Regions from separate parts of the Homo sapiens genome. Here region 2 is linked to region 1. The links are chromatin loops, found by intact Hi-C in ENCODE. Cell type or tissue: heart left ventricle. All regions are shown on one strand. Links, peaks and the distances in the headings refer to the core of each region. The heading gives the core; the rest is flanking DNA. Region 1 has its middle 230 kb from the start of SLC14A2-AS1. Region 2 has its middle 23 kb from the start of SLC14A2-AS1.

Region 1 (11,456 bases), core at 5,869-8,368:
TTTGTATTCTTTTGAAACTCAGTACAATCACAAAGGGGACTTGCACAAATGCACAAGTTAATGAGAAAGATACAAGGAAAGAAGGAAGAGAAGAAAAGAAAGGAAGGGAGGGAGGTAGGGAGGGAGGTAGGGAAGAAATAAATTAGAGCAAACCAAACAAAAGCAGAATATACAACTAGTATAAGTTGACCCCACACAGAGCACAATAACCAAAGATATGCCCTGCTGTATTTCGAAATCCCATCTTTATGGTTTGCCCACTGTCCAGCCTCACACAGCGAGGGTGGTGTCTCCTAGATGTGCAGATGTGCTCCAGGGTAGATAAGCCTGGCCCCAGCATTGCCCTCTACCGTCTGGCACAGGATCTACTTTTGACAGTCCTGTGTCCTCCATGAGATCATTCTTTGAAGGCAGACCTTTGGGCTGGCTTTTATAAGAGGTAAGGACAAGCACACAGTTTCAAAAGTAGGGGGCAATGTTGGTGCGGTGGAAAAGTAGAACCCAGTCTCCAAGGCCAGCTGAGCCCATCATAGATCAGGGACAGTCCCCCAATTCTTAGAATAACTCCAGGCTTGAGAAAAACAATCCAGAGAACTAAGTTGGGGTCCAAATAGCTCTTGAGCACCCTATGACTCGTAACTAAAGCACCCCAGCTGCTGGTCTTCTCTCACTCACAGTTGACTCTTTAGGTCATTTCAAGCCAGCCTGGACTAAGAAGGGCCTGATGGACTTCTCTTCTGAAGGTGTCACCAGTTCTCAAACCCTTCTCTGGACTCAGACCTGGGGTGCAATGGCTCAGCATGTCATTTTTGTCTGCATTAGCCCAGTGATGTCACCTCCATGACCAAAGGCTCCCACTGCCACAGGGAAGTGAGCTACACCAAGACTCAGCATTCCAGGCACAGATTCAGGAAAAAAGAAGTCAAGGTAGGTAGGAGATCAGCTTCATGGGAAAGGAGGAGGCTGCAAGTAGGAACCAGGTCAGAGAGATGCCAGGGGAGGCAGCCAGGTGCCAGGGCTCAGGCAGGTGAGAGACTGAGCCACTGAGCTCTGGTGAACAAGGCTGACCTCTGATCCTGTTTCCCCTTCCTATTTTACACTCTCAGCTGCATGGCAGTGGTATGATTAGACCTAGAAGTGTTTCACATTAACAGAAAGGTGTCAGATTTGTTAAGAGACTCCTACTCCTGACCCAGGCAGGATGACTTCACCCTCCTTAGCCATTAAGTGGCCTTGTTCTACTAAGCATAGAAAGTGATAGGCATGTTTTATTTACCAAGAGATACTTCTAAATTGCACCCCCCAGCCCTCAAGAGAGGAGAGAGAGAATGATGACAACCGTTCTCAACATATTTCAACTGACAGAGTCAGAAAATGAAATTTGGATTGGAAAGAGCCTGAAGAAACAAACAAAAAATATCTAAACTTATTCCATATTTTGTTTTTCTTCCCAATAATCCAAATGGCCTTTGAAAGCAGGAATGATCTCCGACATTTTGTTGTTCATGTAACATGCAGACCAATGATAATCCTGCCTGGTGCTTATGGCAGTGATGGTGTGGCGGAGTCATTGCTGATGTGTCTGTCCACGTGCACGTGTGTGTGTATGGTATGAACGTGTGTGTGTGTAAGTGTGTATATATATGATATAGCAGCATACAAATAAGGTTGCTGAGTTGGAGATGTAGTGAGTAAACTCCAAGAATAGCAGGGACACTGTTAACCCCCAGAAAAATGATTTGGAATTTAAATAGCAAGTGTTCAGACGTGATAGGCAAAATAAACCTGGAAGACTGCTTGTGATACAGATGGGATCTGATGCTCTCCGAGCAGGGAGAAGCGCTGTCAGTATTTTGACAGACACGGAATGACTGTTTAGACTGATGTTCAAGGGACAGCGCCAAAGAGGGGCTGCTTGGTGGGGCTTGGCACGTTGGGAGGGGAGGAGGCTGGAGACCTCGGTGACAGATTGACAAGCCTGCACAGGAATTCTTTTCGAAGTGGAGGGAGGAGAGAGAAAGGAAGGAAAGATAAAGGCACAGCGATGCTGGGATGGTGGGATGCTGGTGGCAGGGTTAGGTGAGAAGGGCAGAATTGCATTTCCCAGGTCTACCTCTTCAGAGATGATTCAAGAGGAAAAGGCAGGGGTCAAAAGCCAGACCACAGGGGGATAAACATCACTTCTCAGCACTTTTATTTCTCTTCAAAGCTTGTGGCACCTTGAGCTTAGCTTGCTTAGTGCTCCAGGCAGGAAAACCCCAATGACAAATGCCTCCAGGAGGGCTGAGAGTCAGGGAGCAGAGCTCAACCAGAGGCAGCCATCCAGAAAGAAAGAGTCCTTCTCCCAGGACCTGTAGACACATCACCCAGAATGGAGACTAGAGCCTGGACTGGTATCAAAATGGACTGGACCACACTTCAATCTGTGGCCTTCGAGGCTGGAGACCCCAGTATGGTGGTGGAAGTATCACTCCCACAATTGTGTAACCTCAATCGACCAAAATCAAACCATTCCCTGCCGCTTCCAACCTGCTTGTGGCCCCTTAACACCCTTATATGCCTTTGAACCTGGGCTGTCTGCCTCCCTCCCTGATCTCTCCTGTCTGAACTGAGGCCCCTTTTCCTCCCACCATGCCCAGACTCCTCAGGGGTCTTTGTTGTGATTCCTGTTGTGCACATCAGCGGCGCCCTTAGCTCCTGGCAGGCAGTGGGGCTACAACCCCATTGAGGTCAGGAAGGTTCCTTTCAAATCTTACCTCTGCCTCTCATTAGTTGTGTGCTCTGGAACAAGGTTTTTACCGTCTTGGAGCCTCAGTTTCCTGGTTTGAGGAGTGAACAGTACGCAGCACAAATAGCAGGTTTGTTAGAAATAGATCAGCACTTTCCCACCAGGGGACATTTGGCAATGTGTAGAGATATTTTTTGGTTGTGACAACCACAGGGGTGGGGGTGTGGATTCTGGCACCGAGTGAGTAGAGACCAGGGAAGCTGCTAAATATCCCAAAGGCACAGGACACCCTCCAACCACCACATCAAAGAACTATGCAGCCTAGAATGTGAACAGTGCTGAGGTTACTTATTAAATGTCTTGCAGAGTGGATTCTTCACTGATGGCAGCTTCTGTTCTCATGGGTCGCTTTGTGTTTTTTATGTATGTGAGCCTTGGATGGTTGTAAGTTTCTTAAGGGTAGGCAGAGGCTGTGTCTAAAGCCTCTTTGTTTCTCATTTGGGGCTTTGCACAATAAAAAGCCTCAAAAGTCATCACCTGCTTGGTAAAAGGAATCACAGAAGAGACTGACTCTCCTGGCAAAAAGATCTTCTGCTTTGGTACCACTGGTTCATCTGCTCAAGGCATGAGATGGAAGTAAACTACACACTCTGTGTCCCCACCCCCCAACAAAACCCAATAGTAGTAGATGATCACATGGAAACCACATTCAGATCACTTGAAAACAGTTCAGAAGAGAAAAATACTGTCAAGTCCCTGCTTTCCAACAGGTTGTCAACAAAGGAAAGGGTATTTGACTCCATCCATCCCTTTTTACTGCAAGCCCTCAAAGTGATATATGAGGAAGACCTGAGCAGTACGAGGAAACTTCACCTTTGCCCGTAAATTCATCAGAAATGCTTCAAGTGACCTGTTTTTGCTAGAAAATATTGTACATAAATTTCAGGGTCTTCCTATTTCTCCTTCATAATTATCCTAAAATATCTCAGACAACCTGTTACTGCTGTCGGCATGTTCCCTTTAATCCCTTGACATCACGCATAGAACCTGGCCCACTGGACAGTCAGTAGTTGTCTGCTGAGGGGGAGCTGAACCCTCCATGTGGCCTGCAGAACTGATCAGAACCAGGCCCTGGGCCAGCATGCCTGGGCAGGATTCAACTCCCCAATTTACTGCATGTGGCCTTGGTCAAGTTACTTATTATCTCTCTCGTACTTGTTTCTATCTATGGATAGATAGAAACTTTTGGGACTGTTGTGAGATCATGTATACAAAGTGTTTTACATCACGCCTCCCATACAGTGGCTGTGCAGTGGTAAGCACCAGTTAGCAACCACGCTGTTTAGAAAAGTAAACCAAACCCTTCAGGTTTTGGGTGGAAAATTATAATCGATAATACAGCTTACCCTTGAACAACACGGGTTTGAACTGTGCAGGTTCATTTATATGTGGATTTTTTTCAACTAGACACTATTGAAAATATAGTATTTGTGGATGTGAAATCCAAGTATATACAGGTTTCACAGGGCTGACTATGGGACTACAGTATGCATGGATTTTGGTATACTTAGGGGTCCTGGAACCAGTCCCCTTTGTATACTGAGGAATGACTGTATTGGCACAGCACTTCATAAGCTCCTTCCCTTTTGCCCATCACAGTGATCCTGTGATATGGGTGAGCCAAGTTTATTATTTCCTGCCCAACTCAGGTGCTCAGCCAGGGTCAGTGAGAATTACTGCATCTGATGCTCTAACACAGTGATTCTTAATTGGGCAAATTTATTACCCCCAGGGGATATTTGACAACCGGTGGGTGCTATTGGCATCTGGTAGCCAGAGCCAAGCATTCTGCTGAACATCATAAAATGCACAGGACAGATTCTCACAACAAAAAATTATCCGACCCCAAATATCAGTAGTGTCGATATTGAGAAACCCTGTCTTAACAGGGAATCTTATATTCCTTCCACCAAAAGCACAAGAATGTCACACTGAATAAATATCAGAAAACCCCACCCTCTATGAGGAAGTCATTGATTCATCTCAAGGGCTGTGAGTTACAATGGAAAGCTCCTGGAAATAGCTCTTTGTCAATACCATATGTTCACTAAACCTCAGAGTCACAATGTTTATTACAGAATTTAGGAGTGTTTGGGGAACGCCCTAACTATACATGAGTTTGACCTCATAGGTAAAGTCCTCCTGCATGAGTTCAGTTATAAGGAGTCAGTCTGGCATGGAGGGGGAGGTGGAGTAAAAGCAGCGTGTACTTACTGGGAGAAATCCACAATGTGAGACTGTTCATATAAATGTTAAATGTGTTCAGAAGGTAGGAAAAAGGAAACCCCTTTAGAACAGAAAATAAAGTACAGAAACTTTTTGTTCTCTGCACATTTTTGTGTGCTTCTTGTATATCATATCCTGTGTTACATATGTTTTCTCATTTATCTTCAAAACAACTTTATAAGGTAGAAACTGAGGCTTAGACAAACTAGGTAGGCCGGTCACGGTGGCTCATGCCTGTAAGCCCAACACTTTGGGAGGCCAAGGTGGGTGGATTGCTTGAGTCCAGGAGTTTAAGACCAGCCTGAGCAACATGGCAAGACCCTGTCTCTACAAAAAATTAAAATATTAGCTGGGTGTGGTGGCATATGCCTATAGTACCAGCTACTCAGGAGGCTGAGGTAGGAGGATCGCTTGAGCCCAGGAGTTGGTGGATGCAGTGAGCTATGATCGCACCACTGCGCTTCAGCCTTCAATACCCTGTTTCTAAAAAAAAGAAAAAAAGAAAAACTAACTACTATGTATTTTTCAGATTTTAAACAAATATAGTTTCACATTTTAACATTCTGGAATAGATATGCATTATAAAGTTGTGGCATCTTATAATGTGTTGGGCTTTTTTTCTTTTTATATTTTAATGTGTCTGAATTAAGGATGCATCTGACAATCTTTGGATTTTTAAATTCATAAAATATGGTTACTTGTCCGAGGTCATACAGCTAATATGTAGCAGAACTGGAAACCATAAGATGCTATATGTAGGTTATTTATTTCTTATCCGCCAAGGAAATTCAAGTGCTAAGTGTCAATCTTCTGGGAAAGTCAGCTAAGAAGTGTTTCTTCCTGAGATGACTGATTGGCTCCCATGACAGGCTAAGGAAAATGGTACATTCGTATTATTCTCTGTTTTCAGGACAATTTTAACTAATAGGAGAGAATAAAGAAGATAAAGGCCAAAGGCCCAGGATCACTATTATTAACATCAATAAAGAGAGATTGGTTTTAAGTCTACCAGAGAAGACAAGCAATTAAAGCAAAGTGGTATCACTGGTCGAAGCAGCCAGGGCTACAGTGGAAAGTCGGGTCTAAACATCAACCTTTACGGTGTAGCTTGTCCTGGGCACCGGTACAGTAATTCAGTTTTGCATTGGAGGTTGCAGACCAATAAAATAAAATGTAACTTAGGAGTACTTGATGATAATTCAGTTATTTCTATGTCACCAATCTGTGCTTAGGAATACAATTTACTTTAAGCTTGTTCCAAATTGTATTCTAACTCAATGTTAACATAGGTAATGTCTAATAAATTTTTGTTCAATATAACTTAAAAAAATTAAATCACATGCAGTATTGCAGGCTTTTTCTATCAGATATCAATGATGTTCCTGAACACACCACACTCTCCAATTTCTGACTGCTATTATCTGTAGTTTTATCCTACCTTCCTTGCTTTCTACCTCTTTGTTGGCTTAGAAAACTCCTATTCAACATTCACTTCTCAAAGCTGATATTCTAAGTCTTTCTTGACTTCCTTAGATTTCAAAGCCTCTTCTATGTCCCCTTTACACTTTGTACACACCTCTGTTATAGTAACCAGGCACCTGCACTGAAAATTCTGTATTTCTATTGGGTCCCTATTAGCATAGCATCTGATTCACACATGAGTGAACTTGCTAAAGGAATAAATAAATGAAATATGCCGCCTGTGAAATATTTTCTTACCACAACCTACAGGGCTCTAGATGATCTGCCCCAGGTACCCCACAGACTACATTTACCTATACTCTCTGCCTCACACACTTCTATTGAAACCCACTGCCCACAAGCAGCCAGCCTCAGGGCCTTTGCACTTGCTGTTGCAGCTGTCTGCAGCACTTTTCCCTCAGTTATCTGTCATGGCTCATTTCGTCTTTTGACTTAGATCTCTGCTCAAATGCCATCTTCGCAAACAGGTTTTCCTGACCATATAGTCAAAAACAGCACCTTTATTCTTTAATTCTCTGTTTTAACCTGCTTTTTCTTCTTAGCATTTCTCAATGACCTGCATATTTTGCATTGATTTATTTTTTAAAAAAGTTATCTATCTCCCTCATTGAAATGTAAGCTCAGTGAAGACAGGGATTTTGATCTCCAAATAGTAAACAACTGATCACTTTATTAGTAAAAAAAGAGATGAAATCTATTACTCTCTTTAATGAGACTACTTCCACCTAGTGGTAGAGAACAGAACTGCAGGCATAGTACTTTCAGGGGAAGTCACTTTTTTGGAGCACCTTAAATAAGCATGCACAATTTTAAGTTCTTTACATATACTGTCTAATTCATTGATCACAATAGCTCTGGCATATGGGTACCTTCATCCCCGACTTAAAAAGAGGAAACCGCTATCTTCCTTCCAAATCCTATGCACTTTCTTTTATACCCTGCTGTCTTTGCACCATCTCATTGTTGCAGGACAGAGAGGAGCAGTGTATGGAAAAGAGGAAGGTGAGTAACACTGGTTTGCAAAACTACTCCATCATCTTTAGTCAACAATTCGTTCAGTACTTATTGAGTTTATCTTATATATTTTCTTTGTGAGAGATGAATACAACCATTGGTCTTACATGAATTGAACAAATATGACACTTTTTCCAATGTAGTGGAGATATAGTTTTTCAAAACCCTGTAAGAAAATTTTGAAGTATTTGTTCCATCTTTTTATTCTTTGCACATACTTTTTCATTATTACTCATTTTTGTCGAATAATAAGGTCACTGCAAATGTGAAACTACCACATGTTCCCTGAAATGTGAAAAACAGTGCTTTACTTGCCTCCACCCCCAACCCCTTTCCAAGCTCTATGTTCTATAATGTTTTGATTTAAATAAAGTATTACAGAGAAATATAATCATAAATTGGAAAAAGGAAAAATCATAACTAAGGATAAATCTTAAGAAAGATAATTCAGTCAACGCATCTCTACAGCTTCTCCCTGGAAGAGACCTTCAAATGCATCTATCAAAACAGGGAATCAAGTCTAGAAAAACTGTTCTGGAAGAGCTCTGCTTGAGAAACACACACCAAAAATCACGTTCTCTAGGGAGACTTGGATGTGTTCAATAAGGAGCAAATGATGTTCAAGAGGACAAATGAATTGAGTTATCAAGGAAGTCACAGAGAATTAAGTGGGCCAGACTCCCTTGGGCAAGGCCCAAACTACTACCACAGAATTAATTATATATTTGGATCTGAGGATATTGCTGTAAATCTTGGGTTGTGGTAGTCCCAACCCAGACATCTGTTGACTGGCAGTATCCTGCCTTGAGAAAGTAAGAATTTGTTAGAGCTTGGATTTCCTACCCTGTGAGTAACTCAAAGAACAAAGGCAGCGTAACAAGATGTTGCATCCATAACCGTGGAGTAATCAGAGATTTGGAAAACCTGGACCTTGTGAAAGCTTGGACTACAACTATAAGGAAAGATTAAAAAAAGATCTATAGCTGAGTCTTGGCCTTGGCAAACAATGGTCAAGGCATCATTTAACCCCAAAGACTTCCAAAAATAAAGTAGAAGAAAAAAACCCTTCAGCTTAGTAGATTGTTTAGATTTTGCTATTTAAGCAAGTAGCAGACTAAAATTTTCTCATTCAGCCAGATGTTTAGCCTCGTTAACAAGAACAACACACATCTTGCATGAATTGACCCAGGAAAAGTCAACATGGGTGAGAGAACCCAGCCAAATCACAGCTGATTCATGTACTTTGGCCTCCCCTACCCCCACACACTAACAGAAGATCTCAGAGTTGTGGGTGTCATTGTTGGTCAAGTTAGGTTGTGCTATCACCAATACAAGGGATTCCTGGTAAGCCTGTTATCACATAGATGGAATCAAAGATATGAGGAAGCAGTGTGCATTGTATTGCATTTTTTCTTGCACCTAATTCTCATTAGTTCTGTCTTAGAATTAAAACTCAAATTAAATAAAATGCATTAAATGTTAAATATAACACATTTACAGCATAATGGAATCTTAGTATTCAGTTGATCTAAATTTTCTTCACCCTTCAATACTGTTCTATAGATGCTCACACAGAGTCCAGAGAAGAAAAAATGCCTTGCAGATGTCACAGTTAAGCTTTAATTTCCAAACGAGAAGAGAATTTTGTGTCACCCAAAGTACAATCTGTGCTAACACATTGGATTCAGCTTGTTTTTCAAGCTGTTGGCCTACATCTTGCCTCCTAGCTCCTGGTTAATGCTTTTTTAAAAAGACTATTGGACTTCATTTGCACACCCAATTACTCTGCTCACCTGTTTGTGCTTCCTCCTTCTCCTCTTGGCCACTCCTTTCCACAAATACACACACATTATCAGAAAAAAGTCAAGTCTAGAGTGTAGAAGTATTTGATGGTTGTATTGCACACTACCTGTTCCCTCTTCATCTGTAGGACAACGCTTTTCTCCTGGGAAATTCTTACCTACCCATTTAAAGGCTCTATGGTTTGAACGTTATCTTGATTTTACCTCCAGAGAAGATAACTCAAGCCTAACCAATCATAGCATCCCATTTTCCTGTCTACAGTGAATGGTTCAGGGATGAGAATGTGACCCAATCAGAGCCAACAAGGCAGTTACAAGACTTCTGGGACTATTTTGAGAAAATTATTCTCTCTTTACTGCTGAGCTTACAGCTATGAGGATGTAATCTTGGAACTGTTGGATGGTCATTTTACTTCTTCAATGGATAAAACCACTGAAAATAAAACCAGTACATAGCAAAGCGAGAGTCGAGTAATAGAGCAAAAACCCCGATCTGATGATATCGGGACACCTCGATCCATCTGAGCTTGAAACTCTTAGACATTTCAGATAGATGAGTGAAAAAAAATCATGCTTTAGTTTAAGTCAGTCAAGTCCATTATTCCGATATTTGCAATTGCACGATTCCTGATGGATATAGCAGTGTAGGGTTTACTTAATGACTAGGCTCCCTATAAGGGATTCAGTTGCTGGCTTAGGTAGCTTTTATTTTAAAAAAATTTTTGTGTGTGCACAGTAGGTGCATATATTTGTGGGGTACATGAGATATTTTGATACAGGCATGCAATGTGAAATAAGCACAACAAGGAGAATGGGGTATCCATCCCCTCAAGCATTTATCCTTTGATTTACAAACAACCCAATTATATTCTTTAAGTTACTTTAAAATATACAACTAAGTTATTATTGACTAAAGTCACCCTATTGTGCTTCCAAATAGTAGGTCTTATTCATTCATTCTATTTTTTGTACCCATTAACCATCCTCATCTACCCCTCAACCTCCCATTACCCTTCCCAGCCTCTGGTAATCATCATTTTACTTTCTATGTCCACGAAACTAGAAGGGTACTACTACTAAAAATCAATTGATTTGAATTTTAGATCCCACAAATAAGTGAGAACATGTGATGTTTCTCTTTCTGTGTCTGGCTTATTTCACTTAACATAGTAAAATGTTGTTGCAACATTTGCAACAACATGGATGGAATATATTGATCTCCAGTTCCATCCATGTTGATGTACCATATTTTCTTTATCCATTCATCTGTTGATGGACACTTAGGTTGCTTTCAAATCTTGGCTATTGTAAACAGTGCTGCAACAAACAGGAGTACAGACATCTCTTCAATATGATGATTTCCTTTCTTTTGGATATATACCCAGCAGTGGGATTGCTGGATGATATGGTAGCTGAATTTTCAGTTTTTTGAGGAACCTCCAAACTATTCTTCATAGTGGTTGTACTAATTTACATTCCCACCAAGAGTGTAAAAGGATTCCCTTTTCTCCACATCCTTATCAGCATATGGCTATTCAGTTTTCCCAGCACCACTTATTGAAAAGACTCTCTTTTCCCTAGTGTATGTTTTTGGTATCCTTGTCAAAGATGAGTTTACTATACATGTATGGATTTGTTTCTGGGTTCTCTATTCTGTTCCATTAGTTTATGTGCCTATTTTTATGCCAGTACCATGCTGTTCTGGATACTATAGCTCTGTAGTATAATTTGAAGTCAGGCAATGTGGTTCCTCCAGTTTTGTTCTTTTTGCTTAAGACAGCTTTGGCTATTCTGGGTCTTTTGCGGTTCGATATAAATTTTAGGATTTTTTTTCTATTTCTGTGAAGAATGTCATTGATATTTTGATAGGGATTGCATTGAATCTGTAGATTGCTTTGGGTAGTAAGGACATTTTAACAATATTGATTCTTCCAATCCATGAACATAGAATATTTCTCCATTTTTTGGTGTTCTTTTCAATTTCTTTCATCAGTGTTTTATAGTTTTCATTATAGAATTCTTTCACTTCTTTTTAATTTCTAGGTATTCAATTTGTGGCTATTGTAAAAGGGATTACTTTTTGATTTGTGTTTCAGATTGTTCACTGTAGGTAGCATTTTATCATTGCATGTTTTGCTGATACT
Region 2 (11,456 bases), core at 4,946-7,445, 250 kb before region 1:
AACTTCAGCAAAGTCTCAGGATACAAAATCAATGTGCAAAAATCACAAGCATTCTTATACACCAATAACAGACAAACAGCCAAATCATGAGTGAACTCCCATTCACAATTGCTTCAAAGAGAATAAAATACCTAGGAATCCAACTTACAAGGGATGTGAAGGACCTCTTCAAGGAGAACTACAAACCAGTGCTCAATGAAATCAAAGAGGATACAAACAAATGGAAGAACATTCCATGCTCATTGGTAGGAAGAGTCAATATTGTGAAAATGGCCATACTGCCCAAGGTAATTTATAGATTCAATGCCATCCCCATCAAGCTACCAATGACTTTCTTCACAGAATTGGAAAAAACTACTTTAAAGTTCGTATGGAACCAAAAAAGAGCCCGCACTGCCAAGTCAATCCTAAGAAAAAAGAACAAAGCTGGAGGCATCATGCTACCTGACTTCAAACTATACTACAAAGCTACAGTAACAAAAACAGCATGGTACTCCTACCAAAACAGAGATATAGACCAATGGAACAGAACAGAGACCTCAGAAATAATGCCGCATATCTACAACTATCTGATCTTTGACAAACCTGACAAAAAGAAGAAATGGGGAAAGGATTCCCTATTTAATAAATGGTGCTGGGAAAACTGGCTAGCCATATGTAGAAAGCTGAAACTGGATCCCTTCCTTACACCTTATACAAAAAGTAATTCAAGATGGATTAAAGACTTACATGTTAGACCTAAAACCATAAAAACCCTAGAAGAAAACCTAGGCATTACCATTCAGGACATAGGCATGGGCAAGGACTTCATGTCTAAAACACCAAAAGCAATGGCAACAAAAGCCAAAATTGACAAATGGGATCTCATTAAACTAAAGAGCTTCTGTACAGCAAAAGAAACCACCATCAGAGTGAACAGGCAACCTACAGAATGGGAGAAAATGTTTGCAACCTACTCATCTGACAAAGGACTAATATCCAGAATCTACAATGAACTCAAACAGATTTACAAGAAAAAAACAAACAATCCCATCAAAAAGTGGGTGAAGGATATGAACAGACCCTTCTCAAAAGAAGACATTTATGCAGCCAAAAAACACATGAAAAAATGTTCATCATCACTGGCCATCAGAGAAATGCAAATCAAAACCACAATGAGACACCATCTCACACCAGTTAGAATGGCGATCATTAAAAAGTCAGGAAACAACAGGTGCTGGAGAGGATGTGGAGAAATAGGAACACTTTTACACTGTTGGTGGGACTGTAAACTAGTTCAACCATTGTGGAAGTCAGTGTGGCGATTCCTCAGGGATCTAGAACTAGAAATGCCATTTGACCCAGCCATCCCATTACTGGGTATATACCCAAAGGATTATAAATCACACTGCTATAAAGACACATGCACACGTATGTTTATTGTGACACTATTCACAATAGCAAAGACTTGGAACCAACCCAAATGTCCAACAATGATAGACTGGATTAAGAAAATGTGGCACATATACACCATGGAATACTATGCAGCCATAAAAAATGATGAGTTCATGTCCTTTGTAGGGACATGGATGAAGCTAGAAACCATCATTCTCAGCAAACTATCGCAAGGACAAAAAACCAAACACCGCATGTTCTCACTCATAGGTGGGAACTGAACAATGAGAACACATGGACATAGGAAGGGGAACATCACACACCAGGGACTGTTGTGGGGTGGGGGGAGTGGGGAGGGATAGCATTAGGAGATATACCTAATGCTAAATGACGAGTTAATGGGTTCAGCACACCAACATGGCACATGTATACATATGTAACAAACCTGCATGTTGTGCACATGTACCCTAAAACTTAAAGTATAATAATAATAAAAAAATAGAAAAGGTGGCAGACAGAATTTTTTCAATAACTAAAGCTCATGTACCTTCTCTTCTTAGGCTCTCAAGCAGCACTTTATTGGCCATTGTTTGACACACATTTCTAACATATTTAGACATAGATGGTTCCCAAGACTTACAGAAGACTAGATATGGAGAACCTGAATAGCAAGTGGGTTATGAGAGGTGCTGGCATTAGGAAGAAATGAAGCTGATAGTATGAGATATAAAAGAAAACCTGTCTAGATTCAACACAAAAACACAGAAATACAAGGATATTTCTATGTTTTTGTAGATTTAGTAGTCTATGATATTTTTGTCTTATTTAATAATGAGTTATGGAGAAGAGCCTTCATTTCATTTTAGCATTTGCTTTATAGGAAAGTAAGGAGGAAATAATCTCTGTCAGGAGAATTGACAACAAACATCAGCCAAATTTTTTAAAAAGGTTATTGTTAATGAGATTCGCTTGAGCACAGGAACCTTGATTTGTATTCAACGTCCCAAGTACCTAGCACAATGCTTAGCACACAGTGAATACTCAATAAACACTTCATGAATGAAAGAAAAGAAGGGTTGTTTGAATGGCTGTGTTTTTTAATTTCTAGGAAATTCACTTGTATACCATATCATGTTTCCTAACGAGTCCTTGAACAAAAATTTGTATGGGACACCTACCAACTAAGCAGGCAAGGTCCTCTTTCTCAGAGAATGATGCTGGTTCAATGAGAGCTTCTTGTAGGAGTAGATGTGAACCATCTTGGTGCCTGGCTTGGAAGCCTGAGAATACGTTAGGAGTCTGGCACTCTTTTATGCCTATTTTGAGGAATTGAAGGCTGTAGGAAACTCCATTCCAGACACTTTTACTTTAAACTGTCACATACAAGATAGCCCCCCACCAAAGGGCTTCAGAGATGGAATTCCATGCAGGAATGGTGTGCTAAAGAGAACATGTGAAGTGACCATGTGACCCCATTCTCCTAGGCCTTGAGTTCTTAAGTCAAAACTCCTTTTCTCTTGCTGACCGAGATACTTCAATTCAACCCTAAGTCTTGGGCCTCAATGTAACAGGACTAAAGATCGAAAGGCAGAGGGTGGAAAAAACTGGGGATTGAAATTTGAGTTAAACTTTACAAACTCAATCCATTTATATTCATTGATGGCCCATATGCGCTCGGCATAATATGCAGAGATCTTTAATAGGACAGTGCCAAAGAAATGGAAGACATAATTTTTTTTTCTTATGGAAAACCATCTAGGTGAGGAGGAAGTACCAGGTTGTAGGAACCACAACTTCTGTCTCTTGGATTCCCTCCAGTCCACATGATTTTTCATATAGGGTTTCATATGCAGTACCTCAGTCAGTATATGGCCAGACAACCAATTGGAAAGTAGACCACAGTGAGATGTCTGCTTTTTAAAACAGTATTTTTTCTGCACAAGGTTAAATAGCTGTTTTGACTGTGTTAATTTTCTCACCAATAATTTTGTTTTCTCACCAATAATTTGTTATTGCTGCCTAACCAACAGCCCCAAACTACGTTTTTCTCATGATTCTGCAAGTCAGCAATTTGAGCAGGGCTCTTGGCTGGGAGGCTCTTTTGTTCCCTCAGGTCACTTAGCTGCATTCAGCTGATGGTAGGGCTGGAAGGTGTCTTGATTTTACTCCATGTGGCCTCTCTTTCTCCATGTGGCATCTGACCCCTCAGAAGTCTAGCCTATGCTTCTTTATAGCCGCTGGCTTCCCCAGAAAGCAGAAAAGTGGAAGCTTCTAGTCTAAACTTGAAATTGGCACAGTGCCATGTTTACCATACATAGTTTATTGGTCAAACAAAGTCATGAGGCCAGCCCCAGAGTGGGTGAACTAGCCTCTGCTTCTTGATGATAGGAGCACATAGGGAAAGGAAGAATTGATAGCAGCCATCCTTGGGTGCTATCTAGCACAGATTTAACTTTTTTTCAATTAACTGAATAGATTTTGAGACTCTAAGTAACTTGAGTGCCAGGATCAGGGCTTGTTCATCTGTGTATCTCCACCATCTTCCATAGTTCTGGTTCAGATGGAACCTATCAGGGTTTGACTGAGCCGAGTGTGTGTGTGTGTGTGTGTGTGTGTGTGTTTTAATTCGGGGGGAGGTGGAAAAATGGGGTTCCTATTGGCTGCATAATTAATTCATGAAGTAAACTGAAATAAAGAACAACTATTTGTGATTTATGACCCTGTGGGGTGAGTGCCCCTGGACAGCATGGATGTTCGAAGGTCTTTAGTCCAGGTAAAGTGACAGGTAGGATCCTGAGATGTCAGGATGTCAGTGAGTCTTTTTCTACATCAATTTTGAAGTCAGATTTGAAACTACAGGAATGATATTGAAAGATTAATGGCAGCTTTAAATATCCACCTCCCTGTATAAATCTAGAACGATGTTATGCCCTCCAGATAAAAAGGGATACCTCTTGGGAGTAATTTCTGATATGTTTTTGAAATCTTCGCATATAGACACCCCCCCCCCCCCCCGCACACACACACACAGGTGTTGTGAACAGTTGTAACTTTGGTCAAAAGAGTAAGTGCGGCCTGAAACCAAACCTGTTCCACAAGTTAGCATGGGGCTGCATCTGCCTGGAGGGAGGAGGAAATAATTCCCACATGGATGTCATAAGGGCCTTTTAGCCTAATGGTGGCCCTATGGGCACACACATGCATTTACACACATGTACACACACAGAGTTTTCTGCCCTTGATTACAGGACGATGCTCCCAGGAGGCAGTGTCAAGACTTCACATCAATAAGGTCTTTTTTTCTTGGAAAGAGCTGTTGATTTGGTCACAAGAATAGCTTTCTAGGAGAGAAATTGTGCATAGTAGACAAGAGTTATGAACTGTAATCATTCACATTTGTATGTCCATTTATAGATTTGTAAAGCACTTAAAAATATATCATTGCATTTAATCCTCACAATTCTATGACTTAGATACTGAACTTTACAGTTGAGAAAAATAGACTTAGAACAAACGATTTGCCTAATGGACATGGCTGCTATAAGTATCCAGGCTAGAACTTAACCTGAGACTTTGGACTCCAAATGCCACATCCTTCCCATATCATGAGTCTGTAGAAAAGACTTGAATGTATTTATTTTCTCTAAATGTTGTCTTTCTTTTTGCAAAAAGTTGAATAGGTTAAGGCATAAGTTGAGTAATTTATGTAATTCTATTGCTATTGCTAACTTTAAGGGAAGCCTGTCTTCTTGCTTTTATCTTAAGCTGTTTTCTCTAACACCATCAACATCATCTATAATAAATGAGACATCTAAAGGGGTGTGAGTTAAGATTTTTGAGATAAAAAATGGGATCATAAAGGCAACTTTACTCCTAATCATCTCAAGTCTTGGATTTGTTAGCGTCATCTCGGGAGCTGAGAGGTGCCACCTAAGGGCTCAGGATTCTATTGCTCAACAGAACCTTGATAAATCTGCCATCCCAACGCTTCTCATCAGAACAGGGAGCACCTAAATTCTCCAGGACAGACAGCCAAACTTCCTTTTCTTGGAAGATTCTTGGGAACAGATACTGGAAGATCTTAGCTCTGTCATTGACCAGCTATGTGACTTTTGGGCAAGTCATGCCCCTCTCTGGGCCTTACTTTTCTGGTCTAAAAAATGAAGGTTTTGGTAGATTACATCTAAGATCCTTGTAGGTCTGACATTTTTTGTTTATAGCCTTCCATTATTATCCATCCAATGTCCCTTATTCTGATTTTCAAGAATCTTCTTCCTGTCTGATTCCTCCTTCCATGATTAAGTTTTCTCTATTCATGCTCTTTGTGGGGTCATGGTGAATTTCTTAGCAACTCCCTCCTTGTCCATAAATTTCCTGATCCAGACTATTAGAAAAGAACCCACCCTACTTTGCCTGGCTCAGGCCTTACAATCTTGTTCCATTCTGCTTGTCCACAATGTATTTCCCCTTCCTCTTCCCCACGAACTTTCTGTTCCAGCTAAGTCAGAATTCTACCCATCTTCCCCCTCTATATGACTCAGTTCTCTAATATTATACACCCTATGATCCCTCACTGACCTCTCAAGTTCACTCCAAAATCACTTCTTATCAGAAGCAATAGCTTGGCCCTACTGTTTTCCATTTACTGGATTTTCTGGTTAGTTTCTTTATCTTTCCAAGTAAATTACAAGCTACTTGACTCAGATATCCTGTGATTCTTTCTTCCATATCCATAGTGCCAAGCAGACTTAGTCTGGTGTTTTTGATTGGTAGGATGTCTGAAAGCACCAACCTATTGGTTAATGCCTTCAGAAAAGCCTGCCTCTCAGGCACCAGAATTAGGAATGAACATTTTGCTGCAGCCTCAAGGCATCCTGACAGTGACTTCTGGCCGTATCACACAAGGTTCTCTCAGATCATAGCAGCTAAGAGGATTTTTTATTACCTTCAGCTGGACAGGGAATTCCAGTGACTAAAAACCATGAGGGGTCACTGTTGGGAAGAGAATGGTTGTGCAAGCTAAGATACGCTGCACTAAAGACTTTCCCTGCATAACCCAGATACTTATAGCCACAATGTAAATTCATTTTCTCTGAAGCTATCCCTTATGTGGGGAACGTTCCAATACCTTACTGCCTTCTTTCTTTATTTAACCAAGTAAAATGATGCTTTTATTTACCATTTAGCACTTTTAAATTTTCTTGCCTTTTTGCTTACAAATACCCTTTGAGCTACTGAATTGATTTTGCTGAGATTTGTTACACTATGAAAGAGTCTGAAGATGCACCTGGAATTCCATCATGTCTCAGCAAACACCTAGAAACAAAATGGCCACCACCAACTACTTTAAAAACAGCACATCTCCTGCAAATTTGAATTTGTACAACTGTAAATGGGGAGTTGCTATTGCATTGTGACCCATTGTATGTTCATGGGTCCCAGTTCATATGGACACAAACAGAAAATACACTCCTGCTCTTAGGAAGCATCATCTAAAATGTGATGATGATAACTCCTGGGCAGATCTACCAAATGCTAATTGGAATGCATTGAAAATAGTTAAGTTTGTGAGCATTTTGAAATCATCATGGGTGATATAAGCATATTTTTATCACTAGTGTTTAATAAAAGCCATTTCTGTGTCTGGGCCAAGGGCTTTGGCACATGTTCAGAACAAGTCAAAGGAGTTAATAACCAGTAATAAAGGGAAATGGAGCCAAGGCATATCTAAGCTGCATATCTCTAGGGATCTTGGAAGTGGTAGGAGACATTCTTCAAGACATGCATGGTGGATGCACCAGCAGCACTACAGTCATTCACTTCAAGCCTAATCCACTCAACCTTTCCCAAAAGAGGAGTCAGGGAGACAGAAGTCCAAGGATGGGCCCATGAAGTCTTGTTTCATTTGCTTAGTTTTATGATTAACTGCAAGATACTGCATTTGATTCATTACCAATAGCAGCCACATTAAAGAAAATACCCCAGGTAGGTCAGAGAGAAAATTTTTATAGGATGGACAAGGAGCTGAAGGGAGGAGAGTTTTGTGTGTGTGTGTGTGTGTGTGTGTCTATATGCAAAGATTTCAAAAACATCTTGGGAATTACCCCCAAGAGGTATCCTTTTTATCTGGAAGGCATAAGATTGTTCTAGATTTAAATAGGGAGGTGGATATTAAAAGCTGCCCATAAGCTTTCTATATTATCCCTGTAGTTTCAAATTTGACTTCAACATTTCATCTTGATAATAAGGAGATGCTTTAAGTCTCCTGAATTAGTCCTACCAGAAATCTCACCAAAGTTGGGAGAAAACTTTCCTTCAACTCCAAATGCTAGGGTGAGGAGAAAATGGGGCAGGAAAAAGGGCAGGGGCTGGTGGGGCCATGGTGCCTCTATCTTATTTTTCATATGGAGCAGCTGAGGCCAGATAAGGCAGGTGAGGCATTTAAGGGCTTAGCAGTTAGGTCTACACCTGTGTGTTTTCGTATACGGTCCTGTGTTCTTTCCATGAAGATTGTCACTTACCCATTTCTCTAAATGAGCCCTGAACTAAGAAGAATGAAATGCCAAAGTTTCATGTGTATGTGTCATCTGTTGGCCTTCTGATGTGGATATATAGGGCTGGATAGGGAACTATGTTCAGGGTACCTTGCCTACCATAGGTGATCAGGCTGCTCTGGGCTTCCTTGAGGCCAGTGTCCAACCCTTCCTCTCACCTCAGGTCCAGCTGGGCTGGTCCCACACCCCATCAAGGGCACATCCCTCTCACTGCCTTTGTCTTTTCTTTCTTGCATTCTATTCACACCCTACTGGGTCTTCAAGTCCCAGCTGAGTTGAATGCAGTGCAATGGGATTGAACAAGCATTTATTGAGGACCTCATCAGTACAAAACATTGGGTAGCCAGACACTTGTTGAGGTGTTGAGGGCACTAAGTGAATAAAATACACTCTCCATGCAAGGTTCAAGAGGAAAACAGGTCTGTAAACAGTCAAGTCTCACAGTCTAAGGCTGAGAATAGTAAAGAATAAGTAATAGTAGTAATAAGGATCACTTATTGAGCACCCACTAAGGACCAGGCTCCATCCAGGTGCTTTATACTTGTTACTGCCAATCCTTACAATAGCCAGGAAAGACAGGTATTAGAGGCAGCCCAGAGTATTCAGGTGAGCTCCAGTTTTGTGTCCAGTCCTGAGGTTCAATTCAACTCCGTACTTTACAAATTATGTGTCTTTGGGGCAACTTTCTTAATTTTTCTGCATCTCTCATTCTCTTATCTGAAAATGATGACAAAATCTTCTTCAAAGGACAGATGTGAGGGTTAAACAGTAAAAGGCACACAAACAGCCTAGTGTAGGGTAAGTTCTCAACAAATGTGGCCAGAGATCTGGACGACCTGGGAAAAGTGAAATAGTGCCCTTAAAGGAAGCCCTCAGTGGAGATCCAGGCAGTTGCTGTGTCAGAGCAAAGGCAGGTCTCAGGTGGGGAGGGTTACAGGCAGGATGTATCATTTGCACTGGGTCTCCAAAGACAGGGGAGATTTCGTGGGGTTAAAGAATGATAACTAGTGGCTGGGTGTGGTGGCTCACACCTGTAATCCCAGCACCTTGGGAGGCCAAGGCAGGCTGATCACGAGGTCAGGAGATCAAGACCATCTTGGCCAACATGGTGTAAACCCCGTGTTTACTTAAAAAAAAAAAAAAAAAAAAAGCTGGGTGTGGTTGTATGTGCCTGGAATCCCAGCTACTCAGGAGGCTGAGGCAGGAGAATCGCTTGAGCTAGGGAGCCGGAGGTTGCAGTGAGCCGAGATTGCGCCACTGCACTCCAGCCTGGGTGACAGAGTGAGATTCCATCTCAAAACAAACAAACAAAGAAACAAAAAAAAAACCTGGTGATGGGAGTATAGATTGCTCCTGCCCTGGGCGACCTGTCTTTGTGATACTTATCCACATCTCAAGGTGTCTGGCTGGGTTATCCAGACTCAGCATAGGGGCTGGGGCTGGAGCTGGAGGAACTTTCTTGGCATTTCCCTCCTTTGTTTATTTAATCCTTTTCTCAAATTGAGTGTAAACTACAATTCTCACCAGCTGAGAAAGTGGAGAACCCCCACCCCACACCCCACCAGTGACCAGTGCAGACTACAGCTTGCCGTAGACCACTTATGGGGTCATGGTAAGACACTCTGCCCTCTCACCCATGACTTGGAGAGATCAGTTTTTTGGTTGCATGCGTGCCAAGCCATGGCATGCTCTGCGTTGGAACTTAGCAGAAATGGGAACCCCTGGCAACCCAGATGCTTAAACCAGGTGTCCTCAGCAAAATGGCCTCTGACTTCTATTGCCCAAGGCAACAGGGTATAGCTGGTTTGGTGATATGATTTTCTAATGATCCACATGTTAATAAGAATTGGGGAATCCAATGAGAGCCTGAGTAAAGTGAGCAAGCAAGCAAACAGAAATCTTCACGCAACAAACAACAACCACAATAACAAGCACACTGTACAAAATTCATGAATATTTGTGGTCTAAAATAAATGAATGAACATGAATGGAATTTCCTGAAGAAAGTGCTATTACCAAAACCATCATCTATTTTAGAGGTCGATGGAGAACTAGGCCTGTTTCCCGAGAACTGTCAGTGCAGAATTAAATGTGCTATGTGGCATTTCCATTCTGGGTAGTGAGTTATGTAGGATTGCTCCCGCCCTGAGCTCGGGGCCATCTCCAGCAGAATGAGAGGCAGGGACTGAGGGATGGTGCCGGGAAGCTGCCGCTCTGGGGATGGCAGGGCTCAAACTCTCCCAGGTCTGCAATGTCAAGGGTGCACCTTCCGGGGTTACCTTCTCGAGTTTATTACTGCAAGCTGGACATTTTCTCATGGGCTTATAGTGTTTATGCTTCTAGGGCTTAGCTGTTTTGGATAGCAAGGCTAAACATAAAAAAATGCCTCCTTTTCACAACACATCATACCCAGAACTTGACGCTGCCAACTTTCCTACAGCACTTTCTATTTCTTAAGGTGCTTTAACATGCATGCTCCCATTTGAAATCCACAGTAACCCCACGTGAAGGATGGTGATCTCCACTGATATGATGTGCAAACTGAAGGTCAGAAAGGCACATAACTGCCTTAGACTGCCTTAGATTGCCCAAGGGGCAAATAGTCCAGGCAGGATTAGAACATGAGTCTGCTGACTCCCAGTCCAGCACGCTTTCCTCCATGGCAAGCTGCCCTCAAATGAAACATAGCTCAAAGAGTAACGATGTCTAAGGCCAGTTACCCCATAGGCCTCTGGGAAAATACCTCTTACTTTCTGGATGAATATGCCCACTCACAATCAGCCACACCCCTTCCTGCCTCCCTCAGCTTGAGTCCCAGAATCACTTGGCTGTTTAGAACAAATGCATTTATGAGGGCCAGCTCCAGAGATTCTGATTCTGTGGGAACCTGCATTTTTGACACACTCACCAAGTGATTCTGATGCACATTAAATCTTGCGACTTGCTGGTTTATGGAATACAATGGATTTTAAAGGTCACTTGAGCCAGACATAATCTCATATGTAAATCTGTTTCCTCGAAAGGTAATTTTATTTAAAAAAGAAAAAAAATGAAAAAGGAAACAGGGTTACTTTCTGAAGGTCTTTTCCAAAGTTATACCTCATATCTAAATGTCCTCTCTCTTCTTTCTGGCTTCTCTCAATTTTCCAAGTCTTTTTTGTACCTTTCTTGTGTTACTCTCTCTGGTCCCTGAGCTGTATCCTGCTTATGGTACTATCCAGTTACTGAGTGTCTGTCTTGTGTGAGTCTCTATCCCTAACCCTGTGCACTCTTTCTGAGTTATGTATTCTGCATTCCCAGTAGTCCTTAGCACAATGCCAGAAACTGCAAGTATGCTTTGGCTGTAAGCTTGGAATGAGTCATTTAACCCTGTCGGACTCAGTGCCTAGCACAACTCTCCATCAGTAAGGATAATCAAGATGATGTAGAAGCAAAGCCCATCATCAAACTGGCATTGAGTCCCTATCAGGTTAAAGCCTCAACTAAGCTCTCAGAAATTCCCTTAAAAAATATGACTGTTGACAGGTC

Evidence for each region. Hi-C counts contacts between places; a loop is a spot of excess contacts. Peaks named below come from ENCODE experiments on the same cell type or tissue, not always from the same donor. Only the 100,000 strongest peaks of a DNase experiment are listed, where the experiment ranks them.
Region 2: a loop joins it to region 1, with 3 times the contacts of the local background. A loop is called at or near these places in 3 of 110 quality-filtered maps.

What each region holds. Positions count from the first base shown.
Region 1 is chr18:45,271,479-45,282,934 of GRCh38, reverse strand. It overlaps a transcript of SLC14A2 not described here. Among named protein-coding and RNA genes, the nearest start is that of SLC14A2-AS1, 230 kb to the left of the region's middle. In heart left ventricle, for the core only: CTCF peaks have their summits at 7,020 and 7,220 (motif pointing left); no DNase peak of the experiment used is centred there.
Region 2 is chr18:45,521,116-45,532,571 of GRCh38, reverse strand. It overlaps a transcript of SLC14A2 not described here. Among named protein-coding and RNA genes, the nearest start is that of SLC14A2-AS1, 23 kb to the right of the region's middle. In heart left ventricle, for the core only: a CTCF peak has its summit at 6,363; no DNase peak of the experiment used is centred there; H3K27ac peaks cover 948 bases.